Regions from separate parts of the Homo sapiens genome. Here all the other regions are linked to region 2. The links are chromatin loops, found by intact Hi-C in ENCODE. Cell type or tissue: endothelial cell of umbilical vein. All regions are shown on one strand. Region 1 has its middle 180 kb from the start of KLHL4. Region 2 overlaps KLHL4 (kelch like family member 4). Region 3 overlaps KLHL4 (kelch like family member 4).

Region 1 (8,000 bases), 330 kb before region 2:
GGTAAGATAATAACTCATTATGGTTTTGACTTGCATTTCCCTAATGGCTAGTGATGTTGAGTATTTTTTCCGTATACATTTTAGCCATTTGTATGTATTCTTTTGAGAAATGTCCATTTGTGTCCTTTGTCCACTTTTTAATGGGATTATTTGGTGTTTTTGTTGTTGTTGTTACTGTTGTTTGAGTTACTTGCATATTCTAGATATTAGTCTCTTGTTGGATGAATAGTTTTTAAATGTTTTCTCCCATTCTAAGGTTGTTTCTTCACTCCATTGTTTCCTTTGCTGTGCAGAATGTTTTCAGTTTAATATAGTCCCATTTATCTCATTTTGTTTTTGTTGCCTGTGCTTTTAAGGTTTTAGCCATAAAAGCTTTTCCGAGACAGAATGTTTCCCTATGTGTTCTTCCAGTAGTTTTATATTTTTGGGTCTTTTGGGTCTTATATTTAAGTAAGTCTTTAATCAATCTTAAGCTGTTTTTTCCAAGCACCATTTATTGAAGAGGGTGTTGTTTCCCCAGTGTATGTTCTTGGTGCCTTTGTCAAACTCAGTTGGCTGTAAATATGTGGATTTCTTTCTGGCTTACTTTTTTTTCTCTTCTTTTGGTCTACGTGTCTGTTTTTATGCATGCCATAATGTTTTTGTGTCTGTAGTATATTTTGAAGTCTGATAGTGATGCTTCCAGCTTTGTTCTTTTTGCTCAGAATTGCTTTGGCTATTTGTACATTTTTTTGGTGCCCTGTGAATTTTAGGATTGCTTTTTTCTATTTCTGTGAAAAATGACATTGGTATTTTGATAGGGAATGCATTGAATCTCTAGATAGCTTTTAACAGTATGGTTATTTTAACAATATTAATTCTTCTGGTTCATGAGCATGGGATGTCTTTCTACTTATTTGTGTACTCTTCACAAACAACTTATTAGTAATAAGATTAATTAATAATCGTATTCATCAGTTTGGGGCAGTTTTCCTTGTAGAAGTCTTTCAGCTTGTTGGTTAAATGTATTCCGAGTGTTTTAATTTTTTGTAGCTATTGTAAATGTGATTGCCTTCTTGACTTCTTTCTCAGCTAGTTCATTATTGGTGTATAGAAACACTATGATAGAATACTTTTTAAATTACATTTCATCACCCCTAATAACCTTTAAGATATTCCTCTTTTATTATTACTTTATTATTACTATTTTGTTACTTAGAGTTTAAAACACAAACATATAAATTTGTTTATGTGTTGTCTAAAGATCCTTTCCTGCTTTAATGGCAGATTTTACTAGTCACAACAGAGCAATTATGGCCTGCAAACCTAAAATAGTTACTATCTGGCTGCTAAAGGATGAAAAGTGTTTCTTGCTCTCAATTCATATGTTGAAGCCACGATTTTTCAGTACCTTAGAATATGACTGTATTTGCAAATCTAGTCTTTAAAGTGGTGATTATGTTAAAATGAGGATAATTGTGTAGGCTCTAACCCAACCTAACCGATGTCCTTATAACAGAGAAAATTTAGACACACGGAGACACCAGGATGTACATACACAGAAAAAAAACCATGTGAGTACAGTTAGAAAGTGGTACACTGTCAGTGGGAATGTAAATTGGTATACTCATTATGGAAAACAATATGGAGCTTCCTCAAAAAATTAAAATAAAAAATAGAATTTCCATATGATCCAGCAATCCCACTTCTGGGTACATATTCAAAGGAAAGGAAATCAGTATATGAAAAAAAAAATATCTGCACTCCCAAGTTCATTTCAACATTATTTGCAGTACTCAAGGTACGGAATCAACCTGTGTCCACCAACAGATGAATGAATAAAGAAAATATGGCATGTATTCAAAACAGAATACTATTCAGTCTTAGAAAAAAAGCAAATGTCATCATCTGTGACGTGAATGAACCCTTAGGACATTATATTAAGAGAAAGAAGCCTGACACAAAAAGACAAGTACTGAAGAATCGCACCTGTATATAGAATCTAAAAACAGCAACAACAAATAAAACATTGAAGTCACAGAAGTAGACAATAGAATGGTGTTTATTAGAGGATGAGGTATAAGGGGTCGGGGAGACATTGGTCAAATAATACAAAACTTCAGTTACATAAGAGAAATAATTTCAAGAGATCTATTGTACAACATGATGACTGTAGTTAAAAGATATATGTTTTATTTTGAAAATCTCTGAGAGTAGATTTTAAGTGTTCTCTCCACAAAAATATGGTATGTGAGGTAATGTATATGTTCAACTCATATGACTCAACTGAGCCATTCCACAGTGTATACATATTTCAAAATATTATGTTGTCTTTTTAAAAATATGCATTTTTAATTTGCCAATTAAAAAATAAAATAATATGAGCTAAAACTATAAAACATATAAAACCTATAAGAAAATATGGGGCAAATCTTTATGACATTAGATTTGACAGTGATTTTTTTAGATGTGACACCAAAAACACAGGCATCAACAAAATATATATAATTTTTTTGGACTTCATCAAAATTAAAAACTTCTTTGTGCTATCAAACAAGTGAAACACTATCAAATAGTGAAACACTATCAAACAAGTGAAAAAGCAACTTATAAAATGAAAGAAAATATTTGCAAGTCATATATTTGATAAAGAATTGGTTTCTAGAATATATATATAAAGAGCTCCTACAACTCAACAACGAAAAAGAATACAAATCAATTGAATAGTGGACAAAAGGCTTAGACAATTCTCCAAAGAAATATGCAAGTATTCAATATATAAAAAATTATCAACATCATTAGTCATTAAGACAATAAAATGAAAATAACATATTACTTTATACCCATTATAATGGCTATTATCAATATGAAATAAAACTAATCTAAAAAAAAGTTGTTAAGGATGTGTAGAAATTGAAACCCTAGTACATTGCTGATGAGAATGTAAAATGATGTAGCAGCTGTTGAAGACCTCTAGTGGTTACTGAAAAAATTCAACCCAGAACTACTATATATCCAGAAATTTCACTTCTAGGTATGTATCCAAAAGAATTGAAAGGAAGGACTGGAACAGCTATTTGTACATGAATGTTCACAGCATTATTATTTGCAATTGCCAAAAAGTGGAAATAACCCACGTGTCTATATATATATGAATGAATTATCAATATGTGAAATATACATCTAATGAACTACTCTTTAGCCTTAAAATGAAATAAAATTCTGATGTGTATTACAACATGGATGACTTTCAGAAATATTATGCTAAGTAAAATAAGTTAGACACAAAAGGGAAAATATTGTATGATCTCACGTGAGATACCTAGAGTAATCAAATTCTTAGAGACAAAATAGTGTGTTATAGGGTCGCATGGGAGGGGATCATTGGGAATCATTGTTCAGTGGGTACAGGGTTTCAGGTTTGAAGGATGAACAGGTTTGGAGATCAATAGTAGTGATAGTTGCACGAGAACACGAATATTCTTAATTCCACTAAACTGTATGCTTAAAAATGGTAAATTTTGTGTTATGTGTATTTCACCACCATAACAACCGATACAGTAGCAAGAAAAAATCATGAATGTGGAAATATCCCAAAAGGGATGAGAAAAAAATTGAGTGAAATGGCTTTGGAATTTAGAATATAGGAATAGAACAGAGAAGAGGGTTATGATAAAATGAACAAAGAAACTTTTTTTTTGCTATTGCCAAAAAGTGAAAATAACCCATATGTCTATATATGTATGAATGAATTATCAATATGTGCTATATACATCTAATGAACTATTCTTTAGCCTTAAAGTGAAATAAAATTCTGATGCATATTACAACATGGATGACTTTTGAAAATATTATGCTAAGTAAAATAAGTCAAACACAAAAGGGAAATATTGTATGAATTGGTATGAAGAAAATAAGTAGATTAGGAAGATTATATCAATCAGATTATATGTAAAAGAGAAGTTATTGTTGAGAGTGAGGGTAGCAGGGATGGAACTTAGATTTGCACTTGGAAAATGGACTGGTGTGGGAAATAGTTTTTAACAGAAATTCTGTAAGTAATTTATAGAAATATTAATATGTATATTTTAATTATCACACTTCAAGTGTAACATGGTTAGTTTATTACAAAGCAGCAGAAACATTTTAGATAATTCATTCTCAAAATCTGAGCATGCCCTGTACAAAGAATTAGTTTACATATCAATAATCCAGTACTCCAGCAGAGGGACATCTTGAGTTAAAAATTAACAAAGCAGCACTGAAAACAAAAGAGGAAGAAGGAATCTATTTCTTCACACTCAACTGCCACTATTATACTACAGTGACAAAAACAATGCATTTTATTAAAATTTGTAATGCACTTAATATGGTCTATGGCCAATAATGCCTAACTTTTCAAAATATACATTAAATTAACCCTTGGAACTTTTTAGCTATGGATCAGTAACATTATTGGAACTTGGGTATAAAAATTTAGCTCTTTTAATTATGCTGTTCAGATATAACATATATTAAGTCCCATGTTCACCATCTTTGTTGTTTTGCCTCCTAATATTCTGTACTATTTATGTCTTATTTTCCTCTTATTAACCGTCCCAAATTAAATAGCAGCATTTGATAATACATTACACATGTAAACCTTTTGTCTTTCTCAATATCATCATTCAAATTTTAACAGCTTCTTTGTTTTAATTTAAAAAACACACATAAAATAGAAGTTTTAAATTAAAACTTTACATGTTTTGGACATTGGTTCCATTACTTTATTATTTTTAATTAATAGCTTCTTTGTGACTTTTTTCAATAGAAATTGTATGAATGAATAAAATCTAGCAATTACTCTGTTGCAGAGTTGTACTTCCACCAGAAAGATGTTTTATAACATAGCCAGTTAACAGGAATTTATGAAATCAAATTATGTCTTCTCACTTTTGATTTAGACAACAGATGCAAGAATTATCATTTTCAGCTTTGATGACTGTCACCACCCAGTCTTTGGACATCATTTCTTTAACTTAGCAAATAAGTGTTGATTGACTAATTGTGTTTCAGGCACCTATGTTCTAGGTTCTAGGTACATGCCTGTTAATTTAAAGAAAAAAACCTCTCTGTCCTAATGGACTTTACATTGTGCTCATTGTTCTCCTGATCCTAAGAATTGTTACTTTCAGGTACTTCTGAAAGTGGGGATAAAAAAGGGGCAAAATTAAGAAGATTGTCTCTTTCATGACCTTATCTCCTCTAGTTTTGCTTCTCTCTTTTATACTATTTTATCTTTGTTTTCTTCATTTCAATCAATTCTTCAACTTCATCTATAAATACATTTAGACCTCTTCAGACTGTAAATTTTGGGGGGAATTTATCCCTTAAGTCTCCTATGTTCTATTATCTAATCTTTTACTTACTTTTACTTTGTATCATTTAGGGTGCTTTTGGTCCATAAAACAGCAACCCAATTCAGAATGACTTAAATAACAATGAAATTTACTAAGCTACAAAAGTAAGGAGTCAGGGTGGCCTCAAGGCTCTGGCTCCATTTCTCTGTGATTCTTTACAATCTGCAGTTTTTTCATATATTGAATTTACCCTCAGGCTTCTAACAATAGGATTGAAATAGCTCAAGGTGTCAACTTCTGACATGGTGACCTCCAAAAGAAGAAAAGTATGTCTTTTTGTAGTGTCATGCTGACTTTCCTGAGAAGGAACTCCGCAGTGTTTGCATATCACATTGACAAGTTTTGGGCCACATGCCGATTTCTAAACTTATTACTGGCAAAATAAATAAGATTTTATTACTATGATTGGTTTAGACTAATAGTTTTGAGTGGCATCAACTATGACTACTGCAACATCTCAAGTCAGTTTCTCTTAGACTATTTTTGGTCTACTTCGGTTTATATTGTTGGATGATGTTAACCCCTATGGTCCATTGTTGCCTGTGTAATGTAAGAAATGCATCACATAAAATCCATTATTTTTATATTACTTAAAACATCCAGATAGAGTGCTTTATATATTGTAGTATATAGCACATTTTTTTAGTTTAACTTTGTTTTCACTATTTGAGGGTCAATATTGATGTAGACTGCAAGGTTCACAGAAAATTGATTCCAGACTAAATTAGCAGAGTTTTTGTTTTTTTCATCTTTTAAGAAACTGACTATTCTGTAACAATTATTATTATTAACACTATTTTTGTTATTAAAATTATTGATACTGGAGTACAAAAAGGATAAGAAAAATGTGATTTGTTACTGTGAAAATATTAAGTTCTGTCATTTTACATGGATTCTTTCTCATGTATACCTAAATATCATAAGCTACCCTTGCTATCATTGTTTTATACTTATACTTTCATTTATTTATTTATTTATTTATTTATTTATTTATTTGGAGACAGCGTTTTACTCTGTCACCCAGGCTGGAGTGCAGTGGTGCTATCTCGGCTCACTGCAACCTCCGCCTCCCGGGTTCAAGTGATTCTCCTGCATCAGCCCTCAGCCTCCAGAGTAGCTGGGATTACAGGTGTGTGCCATTACATCCGACTATTTTTGTATTTTTAGTAGAGATGGGGTTTTGCCATGTTGGCCAGGTTGGTCTCAAACTCCTGGCCCCATGTGATCCACCAGCCTCAGCCTCCCAAAGTACTGGGATTACAGGCGTGATCCCTGGTATATCCCACAACACCTGGCACTTATACTTTTGTCTCCAGCAGCATATTGACACTATAACTGGACTGTAAGAATCTTTAGGAAATGATATAACAGGGTTGGTCGCAGTGGCTCCCGCTTTTAATCCCAGCACTTTGAGATCACTTGAGGTCAGGAGTTCGAGACCAGTTTGGCCAACATGGTGAAACCGTGTCTCTCCAAAAAAAAAAAAAAAAAAAAAACAACAACTCCCCCCAAAAATATTAGCTGGGCATGGTGGCACGTGCCTGTAATCCCAGCCACTCGGGAGGCTGAGGCATGAGAATTGCTTGAACTCAGGAGGCAGAGGTTACAGTGAGCTGAGATCATGCCACTGCACTCCAGCCTGGGCAACAGAGTGAGGCTCTGTCTTTTTTTTTTTAAAAAAAGTGATATAACATACCCGAGAAAGTCTGAAAGTTGCATGAACATCATGGGATGAATGAAACCACAAAATCCAATCTACATATTAGGGTTCATAGGCAATGAAGTACAGTGATTCCCTGAAAAGCAGGTTTTGGAGGCAGATACTTGCACTTTGAAGCCTGACACAACTTCACAGCATATGAACGTGCTTATTACTTCACTTCTGTAATACTCAGTTTATTTATACATAAACTGAGGCTATTAGAATTATACTTCATTTGGTTGTTTTTAGCATTGAAATAATATATCTAAAATAATAACCACCATATATACGACATGATAAGCTCTCAATAAATGGCAACGTTATTAATATGTACCAACTGTTGATTTTATAGATGTTGCCTAGTCAGTGATTATTTGTCTGTGCTATATGCTTACTTAGTAAGCATAATAATGGCCCATCGAAGATACTAAAATTCCTGGAATTTTATAATGCATTATATTACATGGTAAAGGGGAATTAAGGTAGCAGATGGAATTAAGGTTGTTAATCAGCTGACCTTACAATAGAGTGATTATCCAGAATTACTCAGGTGACCTCAGTATAATCACAAGGGTCTTTAAATGTGGAAAAGGGAGGCAGAAGAGGAGGTCAGAGTGATGTAAGAAGAACTCTTGCTGACTTTAAAGATAGAAGTAAGACAACTACAAGCCCAAGGAGTATGGGTGGCCTCTAGAATAAGGAAAGGGCAAGAAAAAAGATTCTCCCAGAGAATCTTCAGAAAGAAATACAGCCCTGTGGAAACCTTGATTTCAGTCCAGGGAGGACCACTTTAGGTTTCTAAACTATAAAACTGTAAGATTAAAAAATTTTATTGTTTTAAGTTGCTAAATTTTGGTAATTTATAACAGCAGCCATAGAAAACGAAAATACCTGCCAGAAATGTTTAACATATATTTGTG
Region 2 (8,000 bases):
CAAAGGTAAGTGCAGTTTTTATTTTAAGTAATGGTACCTAGGCATTGAATTCTATTCTTATGCCTGTGAAGGTATTTATGGTTCTACACCTAAAAGCCATATATACTTATAACTTCTTTATAAAACTCTTGATAGTTGGCAAAACTAAATCATATATAACATAAACATATAATATCTGGAATTACTATATTTGGGAAAAAATGTCTTGATCAAAAGTGCTAATGAATTTGTATAAAAATAATTATGGTATCTTAAGATTTCATTGACACTTCAAACTACATTGGAGCCAGGCGCGGTGCCTCACACCTGTAACGCCAACACTCTGGGAGGCCGAGGTGGGTGGATCACTTGAGGCCAGGAGATTGAGACCAGCCTGACCAACATGACAAAACCCCATCTCTAAAAAAATACAAAAATTAGTTGGGCATTGTCGCGCATGCCTGTAATCCCAGGTACTGGGGAGGCTGAGGCATGAGAATCATTTGAGCTTGGGAGGCGGAGATTATGGTGAGCTGAGATCGTGCAACTGCACTCCAACCTGGGCAACAGAATGAGACTCTGTCTTTAAAAAACAAACAAACAAACAAACAAACAAAAAACTGCATCGGAGTGCGAAACTCATGGGAGGGAGAGGTCAAGGAGAAAGATTGATATGGAAAACCCACGTTGTTTTTTACAGAAATGTTAAAAGTTGCCTAAAGGATTTTATCCAAAATAACACAGAACTGTACAAAGATACAGAGTAAATAAGAAGCTGTGAAGGTTTTTTGCTATGAAAATCACATCTGGCTTCACAAAAATTGTACCTGTCAAGAAGTAAATCATGTAAATATATAATCAGAGATACAAATAATTCTGTCTTATAATGGCAATTTTCTTGTAATAAGTCCTAGCAAGATAGTTTTCATTTATTATAGTTTGTGCTTTCTTGTTTCTATTGCGGTTTGGAAGCTTGTTGTTGGGGCTTCGTGGTAAAACTTACGTTGCATTAGCTTGGCTTCCTGTATCTAAATGTATGAAACTATATAAGTTGATTTTATCACAAAAAAGTATACATCTCATAACAAAAAAAGGATGTGGAATATACAACTATTTTAATTAAATAATCATTTTTATTCCCATTATTATAATGCCAGCATTTTCTTAGCTTTATTCTGTGAACCCTTGAAATTGTGGAATTCTGTGTTAAAACTTGAAAAAAATAAATTGGGCTGCATATTCTAGCACCATAGAGTGTTGACAGCAGAACAAGCCTTATTATGGTTTAAAATGTCTATATCAATTTAAATATGTATTTACACAAGCCACTAAAAATATAAACTTAATTTATATTTTCTGATCTAATCTGTGGCACAGACTACAAAATTAAATATTTACATACATATCCTATAAGTAGATGTTTAACCTCATTTTCTGACATAATTACACTCCCAAATTTACTAATTTTTAAAATTCTCATACTCTTAAAATTTTTTTAAAAAGAGAAAAACGAGAACTTTACACATACTAAACAAATGCATAGTATAGTAGTTAAACACATCAGATTAGATGTCAGATAGATCTGAGTTCAAACTTTAAATCTACTGTTTATTAATTATGTGACCTTGACCCAGTTACTTTACATCTCTAAACATCAGTTTCGTCATGTGTAAAGTGGGAATAATAATAGTATCAACCGCGTAGGGTACAAGATAAAATGTGGTAATGCACTTACAACATTGCTTGTCATATGTTAATTACTCAATAGGAGTGACTAAGTGAGTATGGTTGTTTTATTTTAGTATTATTGCTATAATTCGTATTATTTTTATTACTAACATTATCACCTATTATTACGCTATTATTGTCATTTTCCTTGAAAAGGCATTGAGAAAATGACCAGTGCTAAAATATAATTTTCAAAAAGTTAAAATCATGGCATTCACACAAATATAAAATGACACGTTTTATATATGTAACAAAATATCACATGTACCCCATAAATGTGTACAAATATATATCAATTAAAAAATTAAAAAATATAAAATGAACATGTGTTAAACATTTTATGTGATTCATAGATGAAGAAAACAATTATAAGATGTTAAAACAAGTTCAAAAGGGTATTTGAATAAAAGGTACTTAGACAACTTTGAATGCTGAAATAATTTCTCAATAGATGCAAAAGTAGTTGAAATCATATAGAACAATAAAAGTTAATCTTTGGGAGTCAGTATTTCTACATTGTGGAAATCAATTCTATTTCTATCAGGCAAAATGAATTTGTATAGTTATAGAAAAAAATCACAAGGAAACTCAGCTTTTTACAACTTAACTTCCACACACGCAAAGTTGTAAAACAGGCTTGTCAGTAGAAAGTCACTTAAAGGGGCTGGGCGCAGTGGCTCACACCTATAATCCCAGCACTTTGGGAGGCTGAGGCGGGCGGATCACGAGGTCAGGAGATCCAGACCATCCTGGCTAACACGGTGAAACCCCGTCTCTACTAAAAATACAAAAAAATTAGCCGGTCGTGGTGGCGGGCGCCTGTAGTCCCAGCTACTTGGGAGGCTGAGGCAGGAGAATGGCGTGAACCCAGGAGGCGGAGCTTGTAGTGAGCCCAGATCGCGCCACTGCACTCCAGCCTGGGAGACAGAGCGAGACTCCGTCTCAAAAAAAAAAAAAAAAAGCCACTTAAAGGTCCATCCACCCTCTACGGAATCAGATAATCCTCATTTCCATGTCTTGAACAATTTTTCTGATGCTTTTTTTTTTTTTTTGCTAAAACACTTTTGGCATACCCAATTACTTATGATAATAATTCAAATTAAAGTCTTCTAAAACCATCACATTGGTTGGGTCAGGGATCACTATTACTATAATGTTAATGAGAAAATTGAGGCAAATAAATCAAGCAAATGATTCCTAGTTACTCTATGTGGGAAAATAAGACCATGACTCATTCTCTTGACTTCAGGCTCAATTTCATTTCCACTAGAATATACATACTTACATTCAAAGTAAGGGGAGACAGAAAAGCAAAAGAGAAACAAGAAAGAGAAGTAATGCTATTTTAATTTGAATATGCGGTGACTACTTTTGTCTTTTATAACTGCTCCTGTGTATCTTTACAGATGATAACCATATTACCAATTAGTTTTTCTTCAAAAGAGTCAACATTCCCCAAACTCCTCTTCTTAATCAAGCAGTATCCAGATAATAATAATGTTAGCCAGATTTTGAGCATTAGTACTATGCCCATGCAGAAAAGTCTTGGGTCTTTGGATGCAAATTTATGAGGAAATCCTTCTATGAGTTTTGGTTCATGATTCATCTGTGTGTGTACCCTGACTGTCAGCTGAGTGAAGCATCAATTAACAATAGCAATTGTTTTGAAGATTTGGCTTAGCCAGAGCATGCAGCTATGAATTTTCTGGCTCTGACTTTTACCATAACATCTGAATTTAAAGTGATATGCTACATGACACTCAATGATATAGAATTTAAGTTGTCTGAGTTATTGCTGATTTCAGATAATATTTTTAAAATTGTAGATGTGAGAGCAATTTCAGATGGAAACTGAAATCAGATGATTTAGAATATCATTAAAGAGATACAAACAGTGGTCAGAGGGGGTAATACAAATATATCAGTGGAAAGTGATAAATGAAAATCTTCTTTGTAAAATAAATATATTTCATTAGGCTTTTACAAATAGGCCAATATAAAGTCAGGGAGCATTTTTGTGTGTAATTTTATGAGTTTTCTTCATTGTTCACCTTTTAGATTTTAGTGTTATATATTTTTAAAAATAAGCTTCAAAGGTTAGGAAAGAATTTCTAGAAAATATGTTAATATTACTTACTGAATTATTTTTCATTTTGCTTACTAAAGAGGTTTGGGGATAAGGAGTTAACTTCAGATTAAAATAGAAAACAATAAACCTTGACTCCACTGAAGATAAATAAGAACTCTCAGCAGGGAAAAACACAGGATAAGTCTATGACCATTCTATCTGCAAATAGTATTAAAACCAAAGTACTACATTTCATACAGCAAAAATAGAAAGGCAATTATATTCAGGTTTACTTTAAAATATGAGTTCTCATATAAAATGGATCAGGCATCTTATGTATAACTTCGACAAATAAATAATAAAAGAAAAACAAAAGCCCTTCAATCAGACTACTAAATGAGAGGAGACTTTTTTATATAATGCCAGGATCACAATATGTGAAATTTCCTCAAAGTTTATCTGAGCACTGATTAATGAAGTGCATGGTATCTTGGAAAGGGAAACTTTTTCAATATGCTTTGAGAGACACCTAGTGGCTGAAGGTAATTTTGTCACGTACATATCCTTAATATTATCCAATCTACATTTGATATTTGTATAGTGTTTTTAATCCTATGTTTCAGATAGGTATACATTTTAAGAATGTCTGTTATTTTCAGTTGTAACTCTATTGGACTTTTCCTCCCAATTATCTTTCTAAATCCTTTAAGGTATGATCCAAAAGGTGATTCATGGTCAACTGTGGCACCTCTGAGTGTTCCTCGAGATGCTGTTGCTGTGTGCCCTCTTGGAGACAAACTCTACGTGGTTGGAGGATATGACGGACATACTTATTTGAACACAGTTGAGTCATATGATGCACAGAGAAATGAATGGAAAGAGGTATTCGAATTAAAATATTCAAATTACTATATTTCAGGTTTTAAAAAGAAGATATTAAATTATATTTTTGAAATTAGTTGTATTCTCTTCTCTAGGCCCTAACAAGATCTTTTAGTGAAATTTATAGTATGTGCTCTATCTATGCCTTAGAGAATTACAAGTTGATCTAGTTGATATGATATGACATGATAGTTGATAGCAGGACCCATCAACTTATAACCCATCTTATATAAAAGGGGACAGACCATTCTCGTGACTTCATGAAAGCATTCCCTTTAAAGAAAATAAGCGAATCCAATAAAATACTTCAGTAATAAATAAATAAAATAAAGCATTTTACCATGGCCAACTTTTTATGTATATGTTGTGACCTGAGAACCAAAGGGCAGCATCTTCTTCCGCAAATATCTGCCCTTTTTATTGGCTGGCACCTAGGAGACAAGCCTTCAATCTTTACCATATAGAGACTGTGTAGACTGCAATACTCCTAAATTCTTCAGTCAGTCAATAATTTAGTAAACAATAAGGGACCAGAATTAAAACCTCTCAAAAGTGCTGGGCATCTATTAGAACTAATTTCAAAGAGAGTACAAAAAATAGCATTGAAATGGCATCTTTGAGATGTTAAAGGCAAATTTGACCCTTTTGACTGCTTTGCCAGTGATAGCCCTAGATTTATTCTAAAATATTTAATACTTTGTCAATTAAATGATGAGTTAACAAAAAATATAAAGTATGATTAACTCTTTACCATCTCCACAAAAAGGCAAACCTTGTATTTGGTACCTAACTTCATCTTCCTTTCTACTGACTTCATGCTACTCTATATTCTACAGGGTACAGCTATCTATTGCTCTAAATAAATTGGTGCTAATATAATGACAGCTGATAATGAGATTTTAATCTCTCTCCTCCAATAATCTGATTCATTAAGACTCAGAAACCCTCAAATGCTACAATGTAGGTAGCTGCTGTTTTGTCAATGCTTAGGACCAACCAGAAATCGAAGGAAAAAAAATATCATGCAAGGTGTTAGGACAAATACAATAATCAAGATGTTTGACCAGCTTACGGGATTTATTTTTCTGAAGATTGTAGACAAGTAGCTAAGAGTCCTGGATTATATTTTTGGCTGTGTCACTGTTTCATCGTGTGATCTTGAAAAGAGTGAAAGAGAACTAACAGATGGTGGGATTATAACTACTAAGTGCAAATTGTCATTCATTATTTCACTCAATCATCACAAAAACCTTGACGTGTTAGTATAATTTGGTGTAATTTTTCAAGTGAGAATATTATCAGAGAGATGAAATTTACTTAAGATCACCTGATCCTCAAACTCAGGTTTTTACCATTCTAAAGGCTATGTTTTTTCCAGCACACTACACTGTTTTCTAGGCTGCAGATTATCTCATCTTTAGACAAGGTGATGTTAGACCAAATTAAGTAAGGACTTCTTCAACTATATTGAATATAATATTTTATATTATGCTGAAATCAGAGTTCCAACAGTGTTTTGTTTCTTATTTTGTGTTTTAGGAAGTTCCTGTTAACATTGGAAGAGCTGGTGCATGTGTTGTAGTGGTGAAGCTACCCTAAAGCTATCTATCTTTATCAAATGGAATGAAACTAGATAATTTCAAGAAACTGAGTAGGACAAAGGGAGAAAGAAATACATGTTCTTTTTCCTGCAATTAATAATCAGACTGGAAAATTGTTGTATCATTTTAATTTGTAGTTACAATTGCTTTCATTCGTGAAGCCGAAACGTTTTTAAACATGAATTACATATGAATTATTAAGCATATGTGCTTTCGCAGCTGATAATATAAAAGGAAATCCCACAGTCTAGATATAGCCCCATTACTACAAAATGCTAAAATATTTAATGAAAATTGATGGTGGCCACAGTGTGCAGGTTATAAAAGCATTAATACATTTCAAGGTAAGAGCCTTAAAAGTTAAAAACATTTTCAGTTTTTTTTTAAAAAACGTACTCTTATTATCTGGAACATAGAAATATAAAAGGTAACATCTAAAGCTTAGAATAGTGTGATTTTTAGTAAGCCATTATTCTCCTATTCAAATAATATCCCAAAGAGCTAAACAATTCCTTACATTTACCAAGAGGAAAGCTTTTACTGTGTTGAAGCTAAAAAAATAATGGCTCTTTGACAAAACTTGTTATGTTGATCGCGGTATGTCAAAATTTTTACAGGTTTGCTCATCTGCCAGAGCACACATATAAATTTGGTATTTCTTAACATATTATCTTGTTAGATTTGTTACCAGTAAAATATTACTGTAATTTCATATACACAGTCTATACAATGAAATAATGAATATTTATCATATTGATACAAACTGTGACCTCAGCTTCAGAGTGTCAGGGCCTCACTTGTATAGAATGTAATGTTCTCCTCAAACATTTATGTTAACTCTATAAACAAATATCGTTAAGTTAAACAAGTTTTCAAAAACAAAACAATTTTTAAAGTACCTTAAAATTGAGGATGTTACTCAGTGTTAACACATGGGAACACCAAAATATTCAATAAGCCTGGTCAATTCTATAGTTATCTTTTTTGTACCAACACATGCTTTTCTGTTACTGTTATATTATCCAGTAGAAAATGTTAGGATATGTGTGCTATATAAAAAAAAAAAAAGACTTGTTAAGTTTTAAAATAACAAAAATGGCTAGTTGAATAGTATTTTATGTGTAATTCTTCCATTTATTCTGTTTAATTATACAACTAAGATGAAATATTGAAAAACCCTTTGTGAAAGTAACTTTTCAAGTAAATGCACAACTTTAGAATTTCTACAAATAAGTTCTTTTAAACAGTCTTTTTATTGTGGATTGTGAAATCAAAATCTGGAGAAATGCTTATAAAATATACTACTAGCTTTTAAGTTTTAAGAAAGAAGAACGTAAGTTGTACAAAGATATTTGTACTTTGACAAACTGAATTTAAATAAACTTTATTTCCTCTCACTATAGTGTGGCTTTAGAATATATCAAGTACAACCTGAATGGACTTTTTGATTTTACATTTCCTATATCACTAAAATACTTAAACACAAAAATAAAATTCCACTCCTTTATTTCTTCTTACACCTGCCATTGTCTCTAATTCTAAAGAGAGAGCTATAGATTTCTGCAGTTCTAGAGGTGAAGATAGAGACATAGAGAGGCTGTGAAACACACATACAGCCCTGTTAGGTCTTTTGAATTCACACCTTATTGAAATCAGTGTAGAAGTAGAGTTACCTAAACCTTTATCGCCAATGCACAGCTTGGCCTGTTAAGTTAAATGTGGGTGTCAACCAGTGGAAAAGA
Region 3 (8,000 bases), 81 kb before region 2:
GAAAAGGGACAAGTGGCTTGCTGTACTCATTATGGCTCTGTGAGACTCAAAGATGGTACAGTAATTGTAGTTTCTCCAAAGGCAAGAAGGGAGAGGAGTGGAGCATGTCTCCAGCCTATGGTACAAAAGGAAGACACCAGAGGGAGCAAGAGATTACAAATTACTGAAAAAAAAATCAGTCTGTAAATCTCTTCTAATTAGAAATCTATACACAGCAGTACAGAGAAAACATACGCATAGAAAAGGTTTGAGAAGCTTCCAGAATATTCAAAGAATAATAATAAAGAGTGAGAAAGCCTACAGAAATTATATAACACCATCAAACAAATACATACATTATGGAAATTCCACAAGGAAAAGAGAATGAGAAAGAGTGGAAAGTTTATTTAAAGAAATAGTGGCCAAAAATTTGCCAAATCTGAAGAGGGAAATGGACATCTAGACTAGCAAAGCCCAAAGTATCCAAAACATTATCCACCAAGACACATTATAATCAAATTATAAAAAGTCTAGGAGAGAGAATTTTGAAATCTGTAAGAGACAGACAACTTGTCATATACAAAGAAACCATCAATAGCCAATCAGCAGATTTCCCAGCATAAACCTTTCAGGACATAAGGTAGTAGGATGATATATTCAATGTGTTGAAAGAAAATAACTGCCAATCAAGAATACTATACCTGGCAAAACTGTCATAAATGAAGGAGAGATAAAGACATATCTGAACAAACAACAACTGAAAGAGTTCATCACCACTGGATCTGCCTTACAAAAATGCTAAAAGAGTTATTCAGGTTGCAATGTAGGATGCTGAACATTATATGATAGCATAGGAAAGTATGAAACTCATTGGTAAAGGTAAATATGTGAATACAGAATACCATAATAATGCAACGATAATGGGTAAATCACTTTTCATTTTAGTATAACATTAATTAAAAGACAAAAGTCTTAAGAATAACAATAAATACAAAAATGTGTTAGTGGATACACAATGTAAAAGATACAAATTGTGACATCAAAAACATAAAGTGTGTAGAAAGAGAAGTAAATATGTAGAGTTTTGTAAATGATTGAAGTTAACTTGCTATTAGCTTATATTAGATGGTGATAACTACAAGATATTTTATGTTGCTTCATGTGATCTCAAACAAAATACATATAGAATATACACAAAAGAAAGGAGGAAGGAATTAATGCATATCACTACAAAAAAATTAGTAAAAAGGGAAAGAAACCAGTAAGGGAGGAAAGAGAAACAGAATAATTGCAAGACAGAAAAAAAAAAACCAACAAAATTGCAAGAGTAAGTCTTTACCTACCAAAAATAATTTAAACATAAATGGATTAACCTCCCCCATGAAAAGACAGAGTTGCTGAATGGATAAAAACGCAAGATCCAACTTTATGCTGCCTAGAAGAGATACACTTTGGATTCAAGGACACACACGGGCTGAAAGTGAAGTGATAGAAAATGATATGCTATACAGATAAGAACAACAAAAAAAATAGGGAGCTATACTTCCATCAGATGAAAGAGATGTTAAGTCAAAAAGTGTCACAAGATACATACAAAGAAGGTAATTTTATAATAATAAAATATCAATTTATCAAGAAGATATAAGAATTATAAACTTATTTCTACACAATATCAGAGCATCTACATATATAAAATAAACATTAAAGGGAAATAGATAGCAATACAATTGTAGGAGATTTTAATACCAAACTTGAAATAATTGATTGAATATCCAGACAGAAAGTTAAAAAGGAAACAGACTTGCACAACACTATATAGACCAAATGAACATAAAAGAAATAGACATCACTGGGCAGGACCTCCCAGCTAGGGCCTCCAGCCACCCCCACTCACATGTATTCTATAGACAGAGCTCTGATCTCTCCCTGGGACAGAGTACCTAAATGTAGGGGAGGGCTGCCAGGTTGATTGTTTGGACAACTCATCCATTCCAGCCTGTGGGCTTTAAAGAGCCCAAGCTGACAGGGTCACAGTTGGTTCATCAGCATGACATGGCTATTTTGTCAAGGCATGGCCAGACTGCTTTTTTAAGTGGGACTGCAGTTCACTTCTTGTGATAAGGGTTTTCTCACCCAGGGCTTCTGGCCACCCCTGCCTATGTTTTAAGGCTGAGACGGAGTGCTAATTTCTCCCTGGGGTGGAGTGCCGGGGGGTGGGGAAGACCACCATGTTGGCTATTTGGGCATCTCAGCCAGTCTAGCCTATTGGCCTTGGAGAGGCCAAACCAATTGGGGGCTGAAGAGATCCCCAACACAGCACAGCTGCTCTCCGCAAAAGCAATCAGAATGCATCTTTAAGGGGTTTCTTGATCCCATTCCTCTGACTGTGTGAGACGTCCCAACCAGGGTCTCCACCCACCTCCTACAGGTGCGTTCAGTCTGGTAACAGGTCAGTACCCCCCTGGGACAGAGCTTCCAGAGACAGTGGCAAAAGGCCATATTTGCTGTTTCACAGCATTCACTAGTGATACCTCCAGGTACTGGACAAACATAGGTGACTAAAATATAGAGCAGACCCACTGCGGACTGCAGCAGCCCTATGGAAGAGTGGCCAGATGGTTAAAAGAAAAACAAAGGAACAAACAACAAAAAAAACCAGAAAAACTCCATCCAAAGGTAAGCAATCTCAAAAACAGAAGGTAGATGAGCCCACAAAGATGAGAAAGAATCAGCACAAAAATGCTGAAAACTCAAAAAGCCAGAGTGCCCCTTTTCCTCCAAATAACTGCAACACCTCTGCAGGAAGGGTTCAGAACTGGGATAAGGCTGAGATGGCTGAAATGACAGAACTAGGCTTCAGAATGTGGGTAAAAATGAACTTCACTGAGCTAAAGAAGCATGTTGTAACTCAATGCAAAGAAGCTAAGAGGTATGATAGAACAGTGCATGAGCTGACAGCCAAAATAGCCAATATAGAGAGGATCATAACCAACCTGATAGAGCTAAAAGCACACTATAAGAATTTCACAATGCAATCACAAGTATTAATAACAGAATAGATCAAGTAGAGGAAAGAATCTCAAAGCTTGAAGCCTATCTTTCTGAAGTAAGACAGGCAGACAAAAATAGATCATCCCCCCTGCAAGGACAACAAGTTAATAAGTATCTACATAGAAAAAACACCTTCATAAGAAACGAAAATTAGGTGAGCACTCATGGTACCTGGTTTTAACTTTATATCACTGTAAAAAAGCACCTAAGAGATAGAAAAAAACAGTCTGGAATCGCGGATGCCACCACTTCCCCAACATCCAGCAGCAGCAGCTTGTTGCTGCGAGCCTGTCTGAGTATTTTTGTAGGGATAACACAGCAATTGTGGGGAATAGAACTTGGTGCTGTCCTGTAAGAGCAGAAAGAAAAACCAGAACAAAGTCAGCTGATGGCCGTTCAGAAAGGGAACATTTAAACCAGCCCTAGCCAGAGGGAAATCCCAATCTAAGCAGTCCAAATTTGAGTTCATGAAACCTCACCACGAAAGAACTACAGCACTCTGTGTCCCCAAGTAAATTTGAAAGGCAGTCTAGAGCATGATGACTACATCTCTTAGGCAACATCTAGTGCAGAACTAGGCCAAGATAAAGTGGACTTGGGCTGGTGGGGGGATCATTTTGTGTCCAGAGTTGGTTCCTTCCAGTGGGTTTGTGGTCTCACTGACTTCAAGAATGGAGCCGCAGGCCTTCGTGGTGAGTGTTACAGCTCTTAAAGATGGCACGGACCCAAATAGTGAGCAGCAGCAAGATTTATTGTGAAGAGCGGAAGAACAAAGCTTCCAAAGTGTGGAAGAGGACCTGAGTGGGTAGCCACTGCTGGCTGGGGTGGCCAGCTTTTATTCCCTTATTTGTCCCCTCCCATGTTCTGTTTCTGTCCTATCATAGTGTCGTTTTTTTCAATCCTCCCTGCAATTGGCTACTTTTAGGATCCTGCTGATTGGTGCATTTTACAGAGTGCTGATTAGTACATTTTATAATCCCCTTGCTAACTACAGAGTGATGATTGGTGCGTTTTTACAGAGTGCTGATTGGTGCATTTTACAATCCTCTTGCTAGCTACAGGGTGTTAATTGGTGCGTTTTTACAGAGCACTGATTGGTGCATTTTACAATCCCTTTGCTAGCTACAGAGCACTGATTAATGTGTTTTACAATCCTCTTGTAAGACAGAAAAGTTCTCCAAGTCCCCACTCGACACAGGAAGTCCAGCTGGCTTCACCTCTCAATTTGACATAGTGAGACACCAACTGGGGCAGCCATGGGAGTGCTAGCATCACCCTCCCCTGGCCCCAGGCCACGTAGCACAGCTTGCAGCTCTAAATAAGACTCCTTCCTTCTGATTTAGGAAAGGAGAAGGAAGAGTAAAGGAAGAGTGGGGAGGACTTTGTCTTGCATCTTCGATGCCATGTCAGCCATACCAAAATAGGGCATCAGTCAGAGTTGTGAGGCCCACATTCTAGGCCCTAGCTCCCAGACATTTCTAGACACACTCTGAGCCAGAAGGAAACCCATTGCCTTGATGAAAAGGACCTAGCCCTGGCAGTATTCACATCTGCTAACTGAAGAGCCTTTGGTCCCTAAATAACCAGAAGCAATACCCAGGTAGTACATTGACGGCCTTGGGTTAGCCCTTAGACTTTCTGGCTTCAGGTAAGACTCAGCACATTACCAGCTGTAATGGCCATAGGACAAACCTCCTTCTGCTTGAAAAAAGCAGAGGAAAAAGTAAAGGGAACTTTGCATAGCAACTTAGGTACCAGCATGACCACAAGGGGGCAGAGCACAAAGTGGGCTCTTAAGCCAGTGAATTTTTACAGCTTGCCTTGGGCTAGGACCAGTGCTGGGCTGGCTTCAAATGTGACCCAGCACATAGTGGTGGTGGTAACAATGGTGCTTGTGTCATTTCACCTCCAGCTTTAGGTGGCTCAGAAAAGAGAGAGACTCTACATTTTTGGGAGAACAAAAGGAAAAGGAACAAAAGTCTCTGCCTGGTAAATCTGAGAATTCTCCCAGATCTTGTTGAAGACCATCAAGGCAGTACCTCTATGAATCTGAAAGGACAACAGTTCTACTGGGCTTGAGGTGCCCCCTAAAGTAGATACTGATTAAATCACAATACCCAAGTCCTTTCGAATATCTGGAAACCCTTCCCATGAAGCACATCTATAACTAAGCCCAGACAATAAATACTACAATAAATAGCCAACTCTTCAATGCCCAGACACCAAAGAACATCTACCAGCATCAACATCATCCACGGAAACATGACCTCAATAAATGAACGAAATAAGGTACCAGGGACCAATTCTGGGTAAACAGAGATATGTAACCGTTCAGGCAGATAATTCAAAAGAGCTGTGTTGAGGAAACACAAAGAAATTGAAGATAATGCAGAGAAGGAATCCAGAATTCTATCAGATACATTTAACAAAGAGATTAACTAATTGAAAAAATCAGGAAGAAATCCTGGAGCATAAAAGTGCAATTTTACCACTGGAGAATGCACCAGAGTCTTTTAAGAGCAGGATGGATCTAGCAGAAGATAGTAATAGTGAGTTTGAAGACAGCTACTTGAAAATACACAGTCAGAAAAGACAAAATAAAAAAAAAGAATAGAAAACAATGAAGCACACCTTCAGAAACCAGAAAAAACCCTCAAAAGGGCAAATCTAAAAGTTATTGGCCTTAAAGAGAAGGTAGGGAAAAGATAGAAGTAGCAAGTTCATTTAAAGGGATAATAAGAGAGAACTTCCCAAACCTAGGAAAAGTTATCCGTATCCAAAAAAAAAAAAAAAAAGTTATAGAACATCAAGTAGATTTACCCCCAAAATGACGACCTCAAGCCATTTAATAATGAAACTTCCAAAGGTTAAGATAAAGGAAAGATACCAAAAGCAGCAAGAGAAAAGAAACAAGTAACATTAAATGAAGCTATAATACATCTGGCAGCACACTTTTCAGTGGAAGCCTTACAGGCCAAAAGAGAGTGGCATGATATATCTAAAGTGCTGAACAACAATAACAAAAAAAACCTTTTACTCTAGAATAATATATCTGGTGAAAATATTATTCAAACATGAAAAGGAAATAAAGCCCTTCACAAACAAATGAAAGCTGAGGGATTTCATCAACACCAGGCCTGTCCTACAAGAAATGCTAAAGGGAGAACTTCAATAAAAAATATAAAGACATTAATGATCAATAAATAATTGCCTGAAGGTATAAAACTCACTAATGACATTAAGTAAAAAGAAAAACACAGAATATTATAACACTAACTATGGTGTGTAAACTACTCTTAATTAGAAAGACAAAACGAAAAATAATAAGTACAACTTTTCAAGACATAGTACAATACGATATAAATAGAAACAACAAAATGTTAAAGCAGGGGTAATAGCTAAAACAGATTTTTTTTATTAGTTTTCTTTTTGTTTGTTTGTTTATGCAAATAGTGTTGTTATTAGATTAAAATAATGGATTAGAAGATGATAGTATTTGCACACCTCCCAGTAACCTCAAACCAAAAAACATACAATGGATACACAAAAAATAAAAACAAGAAACAAAATTATATCACCAGAAAAATTAACTTGATTACAGAAAGACAGGAAGAAAGGAAATAAGGAAGAGATGACCACAAAACAAACAGAAAACAAATAACAAACAAATTAGCAGGAGTAAGCCCTTACTCATCGATAATAACATTGAATGTAAATGGACTAAATGATCCAATCAAAAGACATAGACTGGCTGAATGAATAAAAAAGACAAGACTCATTGATCTTTTGCCTATGAGTAACAAGTTTTACCTATAAAGACACACATAGATGAAAAATAAAGAGATGGAAAAATATATTCCATGCCTTTGGAAACCAAAAAAGAGCATAAGTAGCTATACTAATATCAGACAAAATATAATTTAAGACAAAAACTATAAAAAGTGAAAAAGATGGTCACTATATCATGATAAAGGTATCTATTCAACAAGAGGATCTAAAAACTTTTCATATATATGCACCCAACACTGGAGCACACAGATACATAAAACAAATATTGTTAGAGCTTAAGAGAGAGATAGGACCCAGTACAATAATAGCAGGAGACTTCAACACCCCACTTTCAGCATTGGATAGATCGTGTAGACAGAAAATCAACAAAGAAACATGAGACTTAATCTGCACTGAAGAACAAATGGATCTAATACATATTTATAGTCATTTCATCCAAGAGCTTCAGAATAGACACTCTTTTCCTTAGCACATGGATAATTCCCAAAGATAGTCATATGTTAGGTCACAAAACAAGTTTTAAAACATTCAAAAAAAACCTGAAATAATATCAAGGATCACCTCTGACCACAATGAAATAAAACTAGAAATTAATAACAAGATAAATTTTAGCAACTATAGAAATACATGGGAATTAAACAATATGTCCCTGAATGATAAGTTGGTCAATGAATAAATTAAGATGGAAATTAACAAATTTCTTGAAACAAGTGGTAATGGAAACACAACATATCAGAACCCATGGAATACAGGAAAACCAGCACTAGGAGGGAAGTTTGCAGCTATAAGTGCTTACATCAAAAAGAGGAAAAATTTCAAATAAGCAATCTAACAATGTGTCTTAAAGAACTAGAAAAGCAAGAGGAAATGAAATCCAAAATTAGCAGAAGAAAATAAATAATAAAAATCAGAGCTAAAATAAATGACATTGAAATGCAAACCACAATACAAAAGATCAATGAAACAAGAATTTGTTTTTTAAAAAGTTAAACAAAATTGACAAACTTTTAGCCAGACTAAGAAAAATAGAGAAAATATCCAAATTAATAAGATCAGAAATGAAAAGGAGACATTAAAACTGATACTGCAGAATTTAAAGGATCAATAGTGGCTGCTGTGAGCAACTATAGGCCAATAAATGAGAAAATCTGGAAGAATTTGACAAATTCCTAGATACATAA

The links. Hi-C counts contacts between places; a loop is a spot of excess contacts. Peaks named below come from ENCODE experiments on the same cell type or tissue, not always from the same donor. Only the 100,000 strongest peaks of a DNase experiment are listed, where the experiment ranks them.
Region 1: it touches region 2 in a loop (18-fold over the local background); 65 of 110 quality-filtered maps call a loop at or near these places.
Region 3: a loop joins it to region 2, with 13 times the contacts of the local background. A loop is called at or near these places in 17 of 110 quality-filtered maps.

The regions. Positions count from the first base shown.
Region 1 is chrX:87,334,495-87,342,494 of GRCh38, forward strand. No RefSeq gene overlaps it. Among named protein-coding and RNA genes, the nearest start is that of KLHL4, 180 kb to the right of the region's middle. In endothelial cell of umbilical vein, no CTCF peak of the experiment used is centred here; a DNase peak (open chromatin) is centred at 4,237.
Region 2 is chrX:87,660,279-87,668,278 of GRCh38, forward strand. It overlaps KLHL4 (kelch like family member 4), which reads left to right. Exons shown (of 11, transcript NM_019117.5): 10 at 4,486-4,657; 11 at 6,197-8,000. The coding sequence ends at 6,256. Among named protein-coding and RNA genes, the nearest start is that of KLHL4, 150 kb to the left of the region's middle. In endothelial cell of umbilical vein, no CTCF peak of the experiment used is centred here; a DNase peak (open chromatin) is centred at 4,283.
Region 3 is chrX:87,579,050-87,587,049 of GRCh38, forward strand. The region is part of intron 1 of KLHL4 (kelch like family member 4); the gene reads left to right. Among named protein-coding and RNA genes, the nearest start is that of KLHL4, 65 kb to the left of the region's middle. In endothelial cell of umbilical vein, a CTCF peak has its summit at 4,803 (motif pointing right); no DNase peak of the experiment used is centred here.